Regions from separate parts of the Homo sapiens genome. Here region 1 is linked to region 2. A link is a loop called in an ENCODE intact Hi-C map of the cell type or tissue named here. Cell type or tissue: heart right ventricle. All regions are shown on one strand.

Evidence for each region. A loop is a pair of places that touch in the nucleus more often than their neighbours do. Peaks named below come from ENCODE experiments on the same cell type or tissue, not always from the same donor. Only the 100,000 strongest peaks of a DNase experiment are listed, where the experiment ranks them.
Region 1: a loop joins it to region 2, with 5 times the contacts of the local background. A loop is called at or near these places in 29 of 110 quality-filtered maps.

The regions. Positions count from the first base shown.
Region 1 is chr5:64,609,494-64,617,493 of GRCh38, forward strand. RGS7BP (regulator of G protein signaling 7 binding protein) reads left to right here. Exons shown (of 6, transcript NM_001029875.3): 6 at 1-2,826. Among named protein-coding and RNA genes, the nearest start is that of SHISAL2B, 77 kb to the right of the region's middle. In heart right ventricle, CTCF peaks have their summits at 3,067 (motif pointing left) and 3,270; a DNase peak (open chromatin) is centred at 3,054.
Region 2 is chr5:64,502,814-64,510,813 of GRCh38, forward strand. RGS7BP (regulator of G protein signaling 7 binding protein) reads left to right here and starts at 3,202. Exons shown (of 6, transcript NM_001029875.3): 1 at 3,202-3,976; 2 at 4,898-5,064. The coding sequence starts at 3,812. In heart right ventricle, a CTCF peak has its summit at 3,731; DNase peaks (open chromatin) are centred at 3,528 and 3,578; H3K4me3 peaks cover 2,380 bases; H3K27ac peaks cover 1,127 bases; H3K27me3 peaks cover 2,875 bases.

The sequences.
Region 1 (8,000 bases), 110 kb after region 2:
ATTGTGCATGTCTGCTCCAAACCACGCCATGACAGATGCAAGAATTATGATTTTTAAATTATTTAAAGGTTTTTTAAATGTATTATACAGAGGAAAAATATTTCACATATAATAGTATATCTATAGCTCTTGCTGATCTCATGTTAAAATTTATCGTATATGAAAGAAGTCTTTAAACATAGAAATCTATTTAAAACTGAAAAACTGTGTTCAAAAATCCAATCTATCAATATCATTAGAAATAATATTATAAGCAAACATATACCACCTCACCTATTGCTTTCTCTGCACTCATTTACATTTAGTCTTCCATTCTGTCAGAATCTAAGAGCTTCAACATAAAAGTATCTTAATTTATAAAGCAACAAAAACCACATATGAAAAGTACTAAAATTTTGTAAATACACAATAATCCTAATACCTTCGTACAAATGCATATGGGCAACTAATTTCTTTTTGATCCAATGATGTCTTTTTCAGCTTCTTGGAGAATGAAGTAATCCAGTTAGGAAATGGTGTAGTAACATATACAATTGCCCTCAAATGTAAAATCAAATATTATTACATTTTGTTCTAATTGAAATCTGAAGCATGGTGTCTGCACATCAGCATAGTGTTAAATCTTATAGGGCATGCTGGAATTAGCTCAGATTATAAAAATATTTAACATTTTACATTGTTAATAAAGTTTTTTAGTTAAGCTAAGCTTGTCTCATTTTAGATGACTATGCAGATAAGATTTTTCCAACGTGTACTTGGTGTCTTGTCTTATGCTTAGACTCTTGAAAGCAGGACACATTAAGCAATACTATATTTTAGAAAGGAGGAAGCCACATGCTTTGTTTTTCTGCTCACAGCTTTGTTGTGATCTTCCTTCACTAAACTTGTAACATGGTACAAATTTTGTTATACCGTCTCCTGTTCTTCCTTTGGCCCATTTCCCAGACAGAATTTCCCATGGGTTGAGAGATCAAGTCTTTGCACTTTTTTTCTTGTTTTCCATAGTCTGAAAAACCTTCAAGTCAGACAGGAGGCACCAGTGTCCAGTACAATAGAAGGATGAGCTAGATGCCGATAAGTGGTTTATCCAAGACACATCTTTAGTCCCAACCCTGTTCTTTACCAATACTTATGTGCACAGGCATTTATATGTATACCAATATTTTTACCTAAAAACTAAATATATTAAGGCCTTTTGCTTTAGTGAAGATGAACTACTGTAATAATTATTGTATTAGGTTGAATTATATGAAATTTCCTATATGTGACTGTTTTGACCTACAAAATGGCAATTTCTTATAGTTCACCCTAATATCCAATGTGGAAATTATACTTGGAATTGTCTTCTAGCTCTTTTGATTGAAAGTGAAAGAATTAAAGGGTTGGAAGAGAACGTTATACAGGTCTCTATTTAGATCATACCAGCTGGTTTTTGGCCTTATTCTTTGAATCTAGAGTTGTGTTCCAAGGAACCAGTAATTAATGCATGGTTATAGGTATACCTGGCTTCAAAAAAAAGAAGTAGCCGTGGAAAGCTATATGAGAAAATCACAATTTTCTGAATCAAATATTTGTAAAACAATTTGGCTATTTAAAGACTCTTAGGGTAAATACTCCCTGGAAAAGCAAGCAATCCAGACTTATCTGGTCTGCAAACCTTGATTTCAGCTTAATATCCTTTCCTGAATCTAATTCATTTTCACCCACTAAGGTCATTTCATTTAAGATCCATTGTTTTTGAAATTTTGAAGTAGCCCAGTTTGGCAGCTCTCAGCACCTGCCTCTGCCCTCTCCTATACTTCAACTATATTGAACTCTAGCTTCAATCTAGTTCCTACTAATCCATGCAAAAGTTATTAACTGATAAGCCCAATCTTGTTCAGCACGTTCTTCTAAATGCCTGACCTAAATAACTTCTGCTTGGTTAACTTGTGTTCATTCTCACCTTAGCCTCAGTGTGAAAGTAACACTTACCTTCTGTGCAATTGTCCTTTGTACAACTGAAGACTGTTAATAAATTCAGGTCTCACCTCCATGTCTGAAAAGGCTATAGTAGCTATTCATGGAGATGGGAATTTGTCTAATTACCTAGCCAGAGTTTGCATATTTAAGGTAATATATTCAGCTACCGTATCTTTTATTCATAGTGCCTGTTTTCCAGCCTTTGATCAGTTTTGTAGTTCCCGTGGATAAACTCCAAGATCTAAAGATCCTCTTTCAGTAGCATATACTAAAATTAAGTTTAGTGCTCAAAACCCTGGTAACCTACACTGGCCCAAGGTTACAGTAGGTAATTCACCGTCTCACATTAGACAGGCCAATGCATCCCTTAGGAGCTGCCCCACTCTCCTCTCACCTACCAAAGGATTTTCTCAGGTGTGGTTCCAAGCGATAAAGTTCTACTGTCTCGGCTTCCTGCTGGTAATTCGCTTTCAGATTAGCAATAACACTGAGCTGATCTCTAGGGTTAAGAAGAGAACATTGAACTCATTTTGTCGCATGTACCCACAGGCTTGAAACAGAAAATGATGTAAACTTTTGTGGCATACATTCACCCATTTTCCCACCATATCTTTACTATCCTGTGTTGATTTTTTTTTCAAATTACAAAGACAATACATGTTCTTTGTGGGAAATCTGAAAAATACTACCAAATAGAAAATAAAAATCACCTGAATTCCACCACGACCACATTGTTTAAAACCACATTTCTGGGTTTTAAATCAGTCAGTGGCTGGGCCCAAAGGCACTTTTGGGTAAGATAAGTGAAGAAATGCCCACAAGGCCAAGGTGTCACTTAAAAAAACAAACAAAAAAAACAAGCCAGAAAAAAAAAATTCTGTCCGCTAATGTTTTGCACGCATCTAGGAGCAGACTCACTGCAAACCTCTGGTTATGCCATTATTCAGGGGTATAAAGAAAGCTTTAGAAGTAGCATAGTCCTGATGCCTCCTCTAATGAGTTAAAGCTCTTGGGGGAAATTCTAAAATTGCCAGACCATTTTGTTTCTCTGTGCTCCTACGAAACCAGTCGGGATACTGAGTGTTTGGCAATACTGCCACCTACTGAAAGCTGAGCTTCAGAGTGAGGTGAAATAAAGACAGAATGTAAAAGCATCTACTTTGTTTTAAACAGCAAACAAATGGACCAGATTAACAATGATCCCATCTGGAATTTAAAACTCTGAAAGTGTCAACATTGAAAGGATTAAGCATATCATCCGGTCAAACTTCCCACCCTACCCACATACCCAGGCAACGTCTATCATTTCTTTGTCTTAGGAATGTCACCAAATACAAAATGCTCAACTTTCAGGTAACCATAGGTAGGATGAGAAAAAGCTGTGATACTATTGGCCTCAGGATAAATTATTAGAATTAAATATATAGACCATAATAGACCTAAGAATATAAAAGAATTGGGTATATTATAAAAATGACATTTCAGATCTATCAGAAAAGTTTGGATTATTAATTTATATTGGGATAGCTGGTTAGCTATTTCTTGAGAGAAATATTAGACCTATACCTCATAATTTTTATCAGAATAAATTCCAGATGAAATAAAGATTTACATATTCAAGCACATAAATAAACATACAACAAGACTAGCAGGCAATGTGAATGGATATTTATATAATTTTAGTGTGAAAGAAGCCTTTCTTTGAGTGACACCAAAGGAAAAAAACAGAAAGAAAGGATGGATGGAATTTGACTGATTAAAAATGCTAAACTCCTATATAGTAAAAAATAACAAACCAAATTGAGAAAACAATATATGCTACAAAAAGTATAGATCTCAAATACATATTAAGAGCTTAAACATCACTACTTTTGGGACATTTCCATGATCTACAATCCCCTTCTCAACCAAGTGTTTCCATTTCATTCTTTCCTTATTGAACGTTTTCATTATTGCTTGTTTAATTGCCTGTTTATCCCTATTAAATTGGAAGTATAAGAAGGCAGCAACCATGTCTATTTTGCTTATTGTTGTATCCATAACACCTAACACAGTGCTACACAAAGCAAATGCTGAAAACATACTTATTGAATGAGTGAATAATGAATGAATAAATGACATTTTATAATTCAAGGAGAATCAAACTTTCCAACAGAAAATTGGACCAAGAACACAAACTGGCAATGCACAATAAACTAAAATAACCTACTAATAATAAATATGAAAAAGTGTTTTAATATACTAGTAATAAAAAATGCAAGTTAATATGATATATTCCTTTTTATATGTCAGAAAGGCAAACGGTATAAAGAATTAAAATTCCCAGGGACAAAAAGGAAGTACAGAAATAAACCTCTTACAGAGTCAACAGGAATGTAAATTGATTCCACCTTTCTGAAAAAATATTTTGGTAATATAGTTTTCCTGCATGCCTAGTAATTCCACTTTAGGGAAATTCTCCTTTAAATGGGTCAGAAAATAAAATGAGCTAAGATGTATTTATTCATTATTCAAAAAGTATATGCAAGAAAGGATGTTTATAGCAGCATTATTTGGATAAGCAGAAAAATGTAAATAAGCCTACTTTATAGGGTTGGTTAAATATGGTACATCCTTTCAATGGAATACTGTGTACCAGTTAAGAATAAGCACCATATGTGTATTTATTGAAATGTACAAGCTATATTGTTAGATGAAAAAGGAAGTTATAGAGGAATATTTATAGTACGATCCCTTTTTAAAAATATATGTATGCATGTGTGCATTAAAGAGTCTGAAAGGATACTTGCCAAAGTGTAAAAGCATTTATCTCTGGGAGGTGAGATTTGGAGCAATTATATTTTCTTTTTGCATATCTGTAACTTCTAATTTTCCACAATGAGCATGTAGTGTCTGTAAAATTTTTCAGGGAATAAACAATGATGTTCACAATATATATTAAATGAAAAACACATGTTATAAAACAGTATGTATAGTATGACACAATATTTGTAAAAAAGAAAATTATATATAAATATATCTATGTATGTATATATATGCATAAGAAAGCTAGAAGGACATACACTAAAATGTTAATAGTAGTTATGGGTAGTGGGATTATGGGTGATTATTTTTTCTTTTTGCTTTTCTGTGTTTTCTAATTTTTCTACAATGAACATGTATTACTTGTGTAATAAAAACTAATAATAAAAGTTTTAAAAAATGAATATGTGAGAGGGACATTTTTGACTCACTACTTGTCTTCATCCTCTTCCCCACCCTATTCCCATCCCCTCCTTGGCTTATTCTTTGTCAAAATATGGGCAGTGGGGATATGGAGAGGAAACAACAGGGCGCCAGAGCTTTTGAGAATAGAAGAGACAGAGAGACACAAAGATGGGTGAGAAGGAAAGAGAGAGAAAGGAAGGAAGGGCCTGGAAAAGAAGGTAAGAGAGAAACAAAACCTGGTAAGTGAAGTCACTAGAGGAAGGAGTAAAACAGATTTAGAAACTTTTTCACTAACAAGAGCAATGTCTTTAAATTTAGCTCAGGGTTTCTGATAGCTACAGCAAGAAAAAGAAATACATTAAGTTAAATAATTTTGTTTTCTAATAAAAGGATACACACACACACACACACACACACACGCACACACATACCCCTACATTCCTGGAGAGATATCTAGAAATGAAATTCTGACAGGAATGTATCCCAAGAAGGTTTTCAAGGGGCAAACTGTTGTGGTCCAGCTGGATGCCAAGGGCTGTACAGTACAGCTTGGAGTTCATAGACTTTCATGTGAATCTCAGATGTGCTGCAACCAAGTACATGCCTATGGCTAGCAGTTCCAGTATCCATTCTCTCCTTTTCTTCTTTAGTAATAGAGAACCCAAAGACACCACTAGTCACCTAAAGTAAGACTCCCATTTCCCAGGCTCCTCTGCATGTGAGTGTGGCTGTATAACTGAATTTGGCCAGAAGTGTATGAGTAGAAGTGCACAATTTCCAGGTAACATTCATTAAATAAAGGGCATGCATTTTCGTGATCTTCTTTTCTTCCCTGTGCAATGAGAACACGAGCGTGGGAACTGAAGCAACCATGCTGGATCCAGAAATGGACACCAACTGAAGATGGCAGAGGTTCCCTATGTCAACCTAAAATAATCAAAATCTAACTTAAAGAGAGTTTCTTGAAGCCCAAGTGGGAAGATGTACCACCCAGAAACACCACCTCCAAAGGAATAGAGTCAGTGTTCGAAAGTAAGGAAATTAAGATTTCATTTCTATAGGCAGAGACAGAGGAGATTTTAGCAGAATTACCTTATTCATACAAGGTTGGCACACATAGCAATTTGCTTATAGGCAGTGTTTCTTTCTGGGAAGGGTACACTTGACACACTCTTACAGAGGGTGTAATAACCATGGGTTTTCTGTCATCTGGTCTAGGCAAAGCAGGACAACAAAGGAGAAATTAATCTAAGAGTCATTAATTAAGAAGGCAGGAGGTTTTGTTCCTGATGTTTAATTCTCTCTAGCCATTGAACCGAACGAGAAAAATAAGAAAGCAAGTTAATCTATAAAACAAGAACAGAGATTGTAACCATATTTGACTCAGATCACAGTCATATCTCTCTCAAGGCTTAAAGTATTTGGTGTTTAATTCTCTCCAGCCAATGAACTAAACAAGAAAAATAAGAAAGCGAGTTAATCTATAATCTAAGAGCAGAGATGGTAACAATATTTAACTCAGATCACAGTCATATCTCTCTCAAGGCTGAAAGTGTTTGGGGGATTCCAATAGCTCTTAAATTTTATTTATTTTCATATCTAGCAGCCCTGGGCCACCTACCTCCATCCTAATACCCACAAAAATAAATAAATAAAGTAATGTCTACCTTGTTTAAGGCATTATGAGGTGCATCTTTGTACAGAAGAGCCTGTTCACTAAATTAATTTCCATATGCCTCAGTTTCCTCATAGTAAAATGGGGATAATAACACCAACATCATAAGAGGTTCAACCAAATAACTGTCTAATTACTTGCTTAGAACTAAAGCTCTTTTATGGAGAAAAAATCAAACAAACAAAACATTGCACGATACCGTACTGGAGAACATTGGGGAAAGGAAAATCTTTTAAAAAGTGTTTTAAATCAAACATTAATTGATTTCCATGTGGAAAAAAATGTAAACTTGACTGCTGCCTCATGTCATGCACAAAAATTAATTCCAAATTGATTACTGATATAAAGTTAAAAAGTAAAAAGTACAGAAGATAATATAGGAGAATATCTTCACACCTGTAGAATTGTGAAATAGTTCCTAACAGGACACACACCACTTTGGAAAACTGTTCAACAATATCTGTTATCTAGAACATTTGTGTACCCTCTGATCTAATAATTTCACTCCTAGATAGAAACCCAACAAAAACATATGTGTGTGTATTCAGACAGGTAAAAGAATATTCATAGCTACATTATTTGCAGCAGCCAAAAACAGTAAACAATTCAAAGATCCATCAATAGAAGCATGGAATGAGCAAATTGTGGTATATTCATGCAGTTGAATGCTATAGAGCAGTAAAAACAAATAAATGAACTACATTACAGCTACTTACAACCATATGAAAGAATATAACCATAACAATGATGAGTGGACAAAAGCTAAGTGTGAAAGAATGCATAGTGCTACAGCAGCCAACATTTACAGCAGCTGAGAGACAATATTATGGCCCCGTGACACAAATCTGGGCAGGCACCACAGCATTTATGACAATTCACCCCTTGCATTGCTCAGATCCACTTGCTTCTCACATTAAATTTGCTCCATCCAGATACAGTTTCTTCTGAATTCTGCTGTCACAATTCCTGGAGCCATAAATAAAAAGAGGGATAGTGGGACAAACCACAGCCCCCACTTATGCATTTGGTCCCAAGATTGTATAGCTGATCCTCATCATCTCCCTATTCTACCACCCATTCTAGAACCCTTCATTCTAGGCTGGCCCTTCTGGGTTGCCTGGTAGAATGGCTAGACCCTCACCAAGGAATATGAGGT
Region 2 (8,000 bases):
TGGAAAAAGATTTCCAGCAGACTGATCTCCAGTGTCCTATCCTCTTCAACCCATGTGCACACACATGTAAAAGGTAGCCCCTTTTCCCTTAGTTCTCCAAAGCACCACCAACAATGGGTTATAGCAGACTTTTCCTGAAAGTTGGGTGGAGAGTGCAGGGGTAAGCTAGTGACAGTGAAAGAGGTTTATAACACAGGACTTAAACCATCTACAAATGAATATTATCGATCCTTCTTTAAAGCCCCTCAGTCTCTCTGTTATCTTCCTCTTCATCATCCCAAGCATCCTCACCCCTCACAAAACCCCAGGCACCTGATGTGTTTTTCTGCTTCTCTCTTTACACGCGTTAAGTAGAAAGAAAATTGGGGCTGGGCACAGAGCCTCATGCCTGCAATCCCAGCACTTTGGGAGGCTGAGGCAGGCAGATCACCTGAGGTCAGGAGTTTGAGACCAGCCTGGCCAACATTGTGAAACCTTGTCTCTACTAAAAATACAAAAGTTAGCCGGGTGTGGTGGCACGTGCCTGTGGTCCACTCAGCTCAGGTTGTAGGAAGGGGTTCCTACAACCTCCTTCTCAGATTTGGTAATTCACTAGAATGACACAGCACTCAGGAAAGAGCTTTTCTTACTATTACCAGTCTATTCTAAAGAATACAACTCAGGAGCGGCCAACTCAGGCATGTCTGTGGAACTACTCAGAAGTCTGCACTACAGCCTGGGAAACAGAGTGAGACTCCGTAGAATGAACGAATGAACAAAAGAATGAAAGAAAGAGAGAGAGAAGGAAGAGAGAGAGGAAGGAAGGAAGGAAAAAAGGAAGGAAGGAAGGAAGGAAGGAAGGAAGGAAGGAGGGAAGGAAGGAAGGAAAAAAAGGAGGGAGGGAGGAAGGGAGGGGAGGTAATTGAGATTGCAGGAAAGAGAAAGGGTCAGGGAGCTGACTAAGCACTAACCTGTTATCTTCTTATATTTGGGGAGATTCAACCAGCAGAAGAGCCCTTTCTCTCAGTCTCTGGGACATCTAAACACCTGGAGGATAGCAGCACACCAAGGTCTGGGCCTGAGAGCTGATGCCTCCTTTCTCTAGTCTTTGATAGGGAAAACTCACTCTCAAGCTTGTGTGAAGTTCTGGTCAGGCGCAGTGGCTCACACCTGTAATCCCAGCACTTTGGCAGGTGAAGGTGTGTGGATTACTTGAGCTCAGGAGTTCAAGACCAGCCTGGGCAACATGGCAAAACTCTGTCTTTACAAAATATTAGGTGGCATGTGCCTGTAGTCTCAACTACTTGGGAGGCTGAAGTGGGAGGATCACCTGAGCCCAGGAAGTTGAGGCTGAAGTGAGCTCTCATGGTGTCACTAAATTCCAATCTGGGTGACGGAGCAAGACCCTGACTCAGAAAAAAAAAAAATGTAGCCAAATATCCACTCAGTGATCCATCTGTTAGGTTTTTTTTCCTTCCCACCCAAATACATGATGTCTTTTCCAATAGCACTTCTCCAACTCTCTAACACCAATTAGGTGGCCTACAACTCATTTCTGGCACTAACTACCCAGAGTTAACGTCAGATTTACAGGTTTAAGGGCTCAGTCCCACAAGACTGCCCTCATCTCAGAGGCCAGTCACAAGTATGGGATCCACAGGTTACCAACTCTTCTCTCCATCTTGGCGACAAATTCAGGGGTTCCTATAACCACCTTCTCAGATTTGGTAATTCACTAGAATGACTCACAGCACTCAGGAAAGAGCTTTACTTACTATTAGCAGTCTATTCTAAAGGATACAACTGAGGAGCAGCCAACTGGAAGAGAAACATAGGGCAAGGTATGGGAAAAGGACATGGAACTTCCATGCTCTTTCCTGGTGTACCACCCTTCCAGCACCTAGATGTCTTCCACAACCCAGAAGCTCCCCACACTCTATTGTTGTTTAGGAGTTTTACAGAGGTTTCTTTATGTAGGCATGATTGATTAAATAATTGGCCATTGGTGAGGAACGCAGTCACTAGCTCCTCTCCTATCCCCTGAGATTGGGGGATGAGGCTGAAAGTTGCAAGCAACTAATCAAGGCTTGGTCTTTCTGGTGACAAGATGGCTTATCATAATAACTCAGGCAATTTCTAAGGGTTTTAGGAGTTCTGCCCTAGGGACTGGGGACAAAGACCAAATAACTCTCTTATTATAGTACCCCATTATATTTACTTGTCTTGTAGAAAAGGTTGTAAAGCCACCCTCCTTAGGATATTAACCTTCCTGGCTATTTCAGGCTTTCTCTTTCTATGTACTCTCCATATCCCTTTAACAGACTGACCAGGAACCTCTAATCTGTTCTTATTAGGATTACTAATACATAACTAGTTTTCCTATGGGAGACCCCTTTATCTCCCTCTCCAAACAAATCATTCAGGAGAACAAGCATCCTTAGAGCCTTAGAGTTGAATGCCACAACACTCTCTCTTCCTCCCAGAAGAACCTTAGGAAGATGTCAGTGGGAAGGGTGAACTTAAATGGCTGAGGGCCTCACCCCCACTCCTTTCACACAAGAATCATCCCCGATTTTCTGGGCCACCTCTGTTGGCCTCTGGGTTACTGATATCCCATAAGTGAGAAGAAGGTCATTTTGAGTGTCCAGGGAGATCTCTTGGCTCTTATTTGTTCAAGTCTCCGGAAGGGAACTCTAGGAGCTGAGTCCTGAGACCCTGCAATGCAAGACCAAGAGCTTTACTACTTGAAATGGGATGGGGATGAGGCCCAATCTGAGTGAATGCCTCTGTGCATTCTGCCTCACTGGCTCTCCTCTTTCCCCCTCCATGAACAAGGACAAAATAAAAACAAAACAACTCAGGGAAACAAAGCTCTCCTTTTAGGTTATCAAGAGGTCTTCCATTTGGAGCAAAACCTCACTCCCTCCTGTGGCCCCTGTCTCAGTCTCAGTTGGTGAGGGCCTCAAGCCCACACTGGCTTATTTGAAATCCATGTTTAGGTCCCAGCATGTGGCATGTGCTCCACTCTGATGACACTTTTCGTTTCTAATAATAGAGCAGATGAAGTAATATTGCAATTGATGTTCCCGGGGATTTGATTGGATAAGTGCATAAACTGTGGAGGGGGAAGGGGGTTGCATGGACAGATCACATTAGTATTCCCGTCCTATCAATGTGCGGGCCCGCGAACAACGTCAGCCGGACCGATTCTCTGCGTCTGCCAGTCCCGCCACAGATTCATCTGGGATCTTCAAACAGACAAGCCCTTAGAGACGAGGGATCAAGGCAGCCGATTAGAGCCAATTGCTTGCTTTGGGGACGGCCAGTCCTTCCAGGCCTGGCGACAGTGGAGGGAGGGGAAAGACGAACCGAGTGCCGCTGCGGGAAGACACTGAAGCAAGAGCGACACCCCTTTCCGCCCCCCACCTTGCAGCGCAGGCTTTGAAAGCTGCTCCCCCACCTGAATGGAAACTCGGAACCGCCGGGCGGCGCGTTCCTTCTCGCCCAGCCTTGCAATCCATGCCGAGAGGAAGGCAGTGCGAGCCCGCGCCAGCGCCCAGCTCCCGGGACAGGGTCGGCAATGCTGCTGAGCAGAACTTGATCGCGCTCCTTCCTCGCTGCTAGTGGAAGCGATGCTGCACGGCACAGCTAGCGCTTCCCCGGCTCTCCTTCAAGCTGAAGGTTACCGACCCGCGCAGCCAGCCCCAGCACTGTGAGCTGCGCGCCTCAGGTCCGGGCTCCGGCTGCTTGGCGGCGGCGCCCAGGGCAACAACCGGGCCGCCCGCGCCGGGGCGCACTGCACCAGCGGCTTCGGCTTGGTGGATGTGTATGCATGAGTTCTGCACCGAATGGGCGCAAAAAGCGCCCCAGCCGGTCCACCCGCTCCTCGATCTTCCAGATCAGCAAGCCCCCGCTGCAGAGCGGAGATTGGGAGCGCAGGGGCAGCGGCTCCGAGAGCGCCCACAAAACCCAACGAGCCCTGGACGACTGCAAGATGGTGGGTGAAAACTGCGCCTCTTTTTTTTTTTTTTTAATTGAGAGGGGGTGGGGGGAGTCATGTATGTTAATCATTTGCCTGAGTGCCAGCCACTCCCCCACCCTCAGCTCCTCAATGCCGATCACGTGGCACATGCACTATTTTTAAATCTGCAGTCCCCCAAATTCAGGGTGACACCCTGGTCGTAATAACCCTGCAGAAAGAAGTGTGACAGCAAGGGTCTTGGGGATCAGCGGCTGTAGGTTGTGCCTGTACCCCCTCGAAGAATGGTGGATGCGAAAGACACAGTGAACTGGCTCGCTCACGGAGGAGGGAGGGATGAGGAGGTGGGGATGCTGCTTTCTGGGGACAGAGTAGCAAACAAACCCAAATACAGCGCACGGGGCGCTGCGGAGGGGTCGAAGGTTCCAGCGCAGAGGCTGTAGCTGGTCTTCCCGTCAGGCCGTCAGGCCGAGAGGTTCAGTGGCCCAGCAAAAGGTGAATGGTTTGCCTATTACACCCTACCTGTCGCCTCCCCCGCCCCTCCCGCCGTGCAACTTAAAAGCCATGTCCTAGCAGTAGGAGAGGGGACCGTCTATGTAGGAGTCCCCAGCATCATTCTCTGTTGGCCTGGGAGTGGCATGGTAGCGCTCCAAATATGCTCTCTTGCTCTTCAGAAACTGAGTCTGAAAGGGTGAGGGGAAGTAGGTCTGGAAATAGAGCTTCCATGGCCAGGCTTGCCTATGGAAATAAATACTTGCCTTGGACAAAGAGACTTGCCATTTTGGTGCCTTCTGCTTTAAACAATTCCTAGGTTCCTTAGCTGGAGATCTGGGGAGCTGACTCAGGGGTCAGTGAAAGCCCCTGTTTATGTACTCCGAAACAGGAAACTTTCTGATGAGAAATGTTTGGTAAAAAAAAAAAAACTCACTTCTTTTCCAGCTTGTCCAAGAGTTCAACACACAAGTGGCCCTGTACCGAGAGCTGGTCATTTCTATTGGGGATGTCTCGGTCAGCTGCCCCTCACTCCGGGCGGAAATGCACAAGACAAGAACCAAAGGCTGTGAAATGGCCCGTCAGGCACACCAAAAATTGGCTGCCATCTCAGGGTAGGAGACTCGGCATTATTTGGTAATCCATATACATGATGCATGGATGCTGACAGAATTTTATGGTAGTCAAGTCCTCAGACATGATCTCCACATATTTGAGATTTTAACCTTAAGATCGAAATTCTCTAGAGAGCTATACACAAACTATAGGCCAAACCATAATTTGAAGGCTGTGTCATTCTTGCATATATGTATATATATTTAGAAGATTTGGATCAAATGATTTTTTAAAAACTTAATTTTCAATACTCTGGCCACATTCTGGAATTTGGAGCATAAGATTTGGGGTGGATGGCTGGACATCAAACTGAAGTTAAATCATCTTGCCTCAAAATTATTTTGTCATCTGCTGCTGAACAAAAGGCCTGTGCTGTAGAGAAAAACTCTTTCCCAAATCCCAGATTTACTAAACTATTTATACCATGAGATAAATTCCTATGATACCGCCTAAAATAAAATCCCTAAAATAAGGTCTTAGATATAAATTACTCTCTTCACTGTGGTGATAGGAAGGGGTAAGTTTTAGCATAAGAACAGTTTTTAAAGATTGGGGAAATTCACATATCTCAATAAACCTAACATGATTTTGTCCCCCAAATTTTTATTTATTTTCATCAGATTTATCGTTTTTCTAGCCTGTATTAGGAGATAATTCAGTATGTGAAAACTTCTCTCTTGGGACCCTACCTACACTTTCTTTCATCTCTTAATATTGGGGAAAAAGTTAGCCATGGATTTTGTTAACAGTTCCTATTTTCAAGATAAGTACTTAGAGCAAGGAAACACAGGAATCCTTATACAAATACATCAATACATTAATTTAAGTGCTTTGTTCAGTCTGGATATAGTATTTACCTGTTTATCTATGTGAGTATAGCTTTATCGCAGCAGAAGTTCAAATTAGACTCACCTGATAATGTTACAAGCTGATCACTTGTAGGAAGTATATCTAATTTACCTATTTGAAAGAATCACTGTTTGCCATCTTTAATTCCAATAATATGTATAGTGATTATAAAGTTTATAAAGATTGGAAAGCCATATACTGCCTCTGTTAATAATTACTTTACATTTGACCACAGGCATTTTATATCATGAAAAATGATATGCTGTACTCATCTCCTTGAAGAGAGGGATAAACAAAATATGTTATAACCATATTTTATTTAGTAAAAATATTGAGAAGCCTTATCCTTTTCTGTTTTAACTCTTATACTATTCTTAACAAGAAGTAAATCCGGGAAATGGAGGGGAATTAAGTGGTTCAGGAGTTTGGTGAAGAAATACAGCTGTGATAAATCTCAGACAAGGAGAGAGACAGAAAAAAAAAATCAGAAATGTGAAGGAGCACTGGTAAATTTAGAAGTACAGATAAACAGTAATTCAAAAGGAAAAGCAGATTTAGGACAGGAAATTTTCTCTCAAGGCTAAGGAGTAGCAACTCTGTAAACTTTGTGTCCTAGATTATAGGATGGGATTGCATTTAGGATCCCTCTGAGTTGGAACTCAAAATGAGAACATGTTCTAATCAGAGATGGTGGGCTGGAGGAATGAACAAGGAGTTCGATTCAGTCTATTTTGCGACACACACAAAATTCAGGGTCTTCTGAAGGTTCAGGAAAGAAAAGGTCTGAAACTATTGACTAAAAGTTGAGTTTGGAGGATTTCAGGTGGATTTTTTTTTTCTTTGAGAGGTATTATAGCTATGTTACCCCGGCTGGTCTTAAACTTCTGCACTCAAGTAATCCTCCCGCCTCAGGCTCCAGAGTAGCTGGGACTACAAGAATGCACCATGGTACCTGGCTTGAGGTGGATTTTATTTACTCTGGTGTTTTTAGCTCTTTGCTACTTGTTTGCATGTTATCTGTGTGTTGATGTTAATGGGGGCAGTTTTATAAGAATTAGTGGGAAAATAAGATGTTCTTAGAGCCTTGCCAAAGGAAAACCAACTCCATAAAATATTCTAGGATAGAACTTGACACATTTCCCCCCTTACAATAATAATTAAATGCAATTTAACATTCGTTATAAAAAATGACAGCAATATAATTGAAGGAAATCCCTTTAGTTCCTCACCATCTGGGCTCCGTTAATGAAGGATGTGATTCCCTTTGGCGGAATTCCGTTTCTGATATCATTTGTTATGTGGGTTCTTGTTTCAAGCTTGATGTGAAGGCTGGTAGGGAGGCTGTAGGAGTCACTTTAAAGTTTGAAGCAGGAGTGAGAAAAGCAAAGGTTTTTGGCGAAATTTAGAGAGAAGAACTGGATTTCTTGCGCGCCCACTATTTGTCATCACAACCCAGCTATTTCCTTTCAGCTGAGGGAGGGATTATTATTCTTATTCTACAAATAGGTCTAGAGAGATTGAGGAACTTGCCCAAAGTCACACAGCTAAGAAGTGACACAGCTTTGATTCAGCCCCATGTTTGCATGCTTCTGATTTTCATGCTTTTTCCTCTATATAATGCTGCCATTCAAAAAGGTGTTACGTATAAAGGATACATGATAAAATATAAACTAACCTTAAAAAGAGTATGCCAACTGAAAGAAGCCAGCCACAAAACATCACATGTCATATGATTCCATTCATGTGAAATGCCCAGGAAAAGCAAATCTATAGAGACAGAAAGTAGATTAGTGGTTACCTAGGACTGGAGGCGAGAGCAGGTAGAGACTACAGATGAGCTCGAGAAATCTTTTTGGGATGATGGAAATGTTCCAGAATTGGACTATGGTGATGGTTATACAATACTGTATATTTACTAAAAGTCATTGAATTGTAACTAATAATGAGCTAATTTTATGGCATATAAAGTATACCTCAATAATTGTTTTTTAGAAAGGTATTGTCATCATCACCGTGATTAACACTTGGTTTTTTGTCAACTTTATTATTTTCTACATATGTAGCTTTTAATGAAGGGGTATGAGCT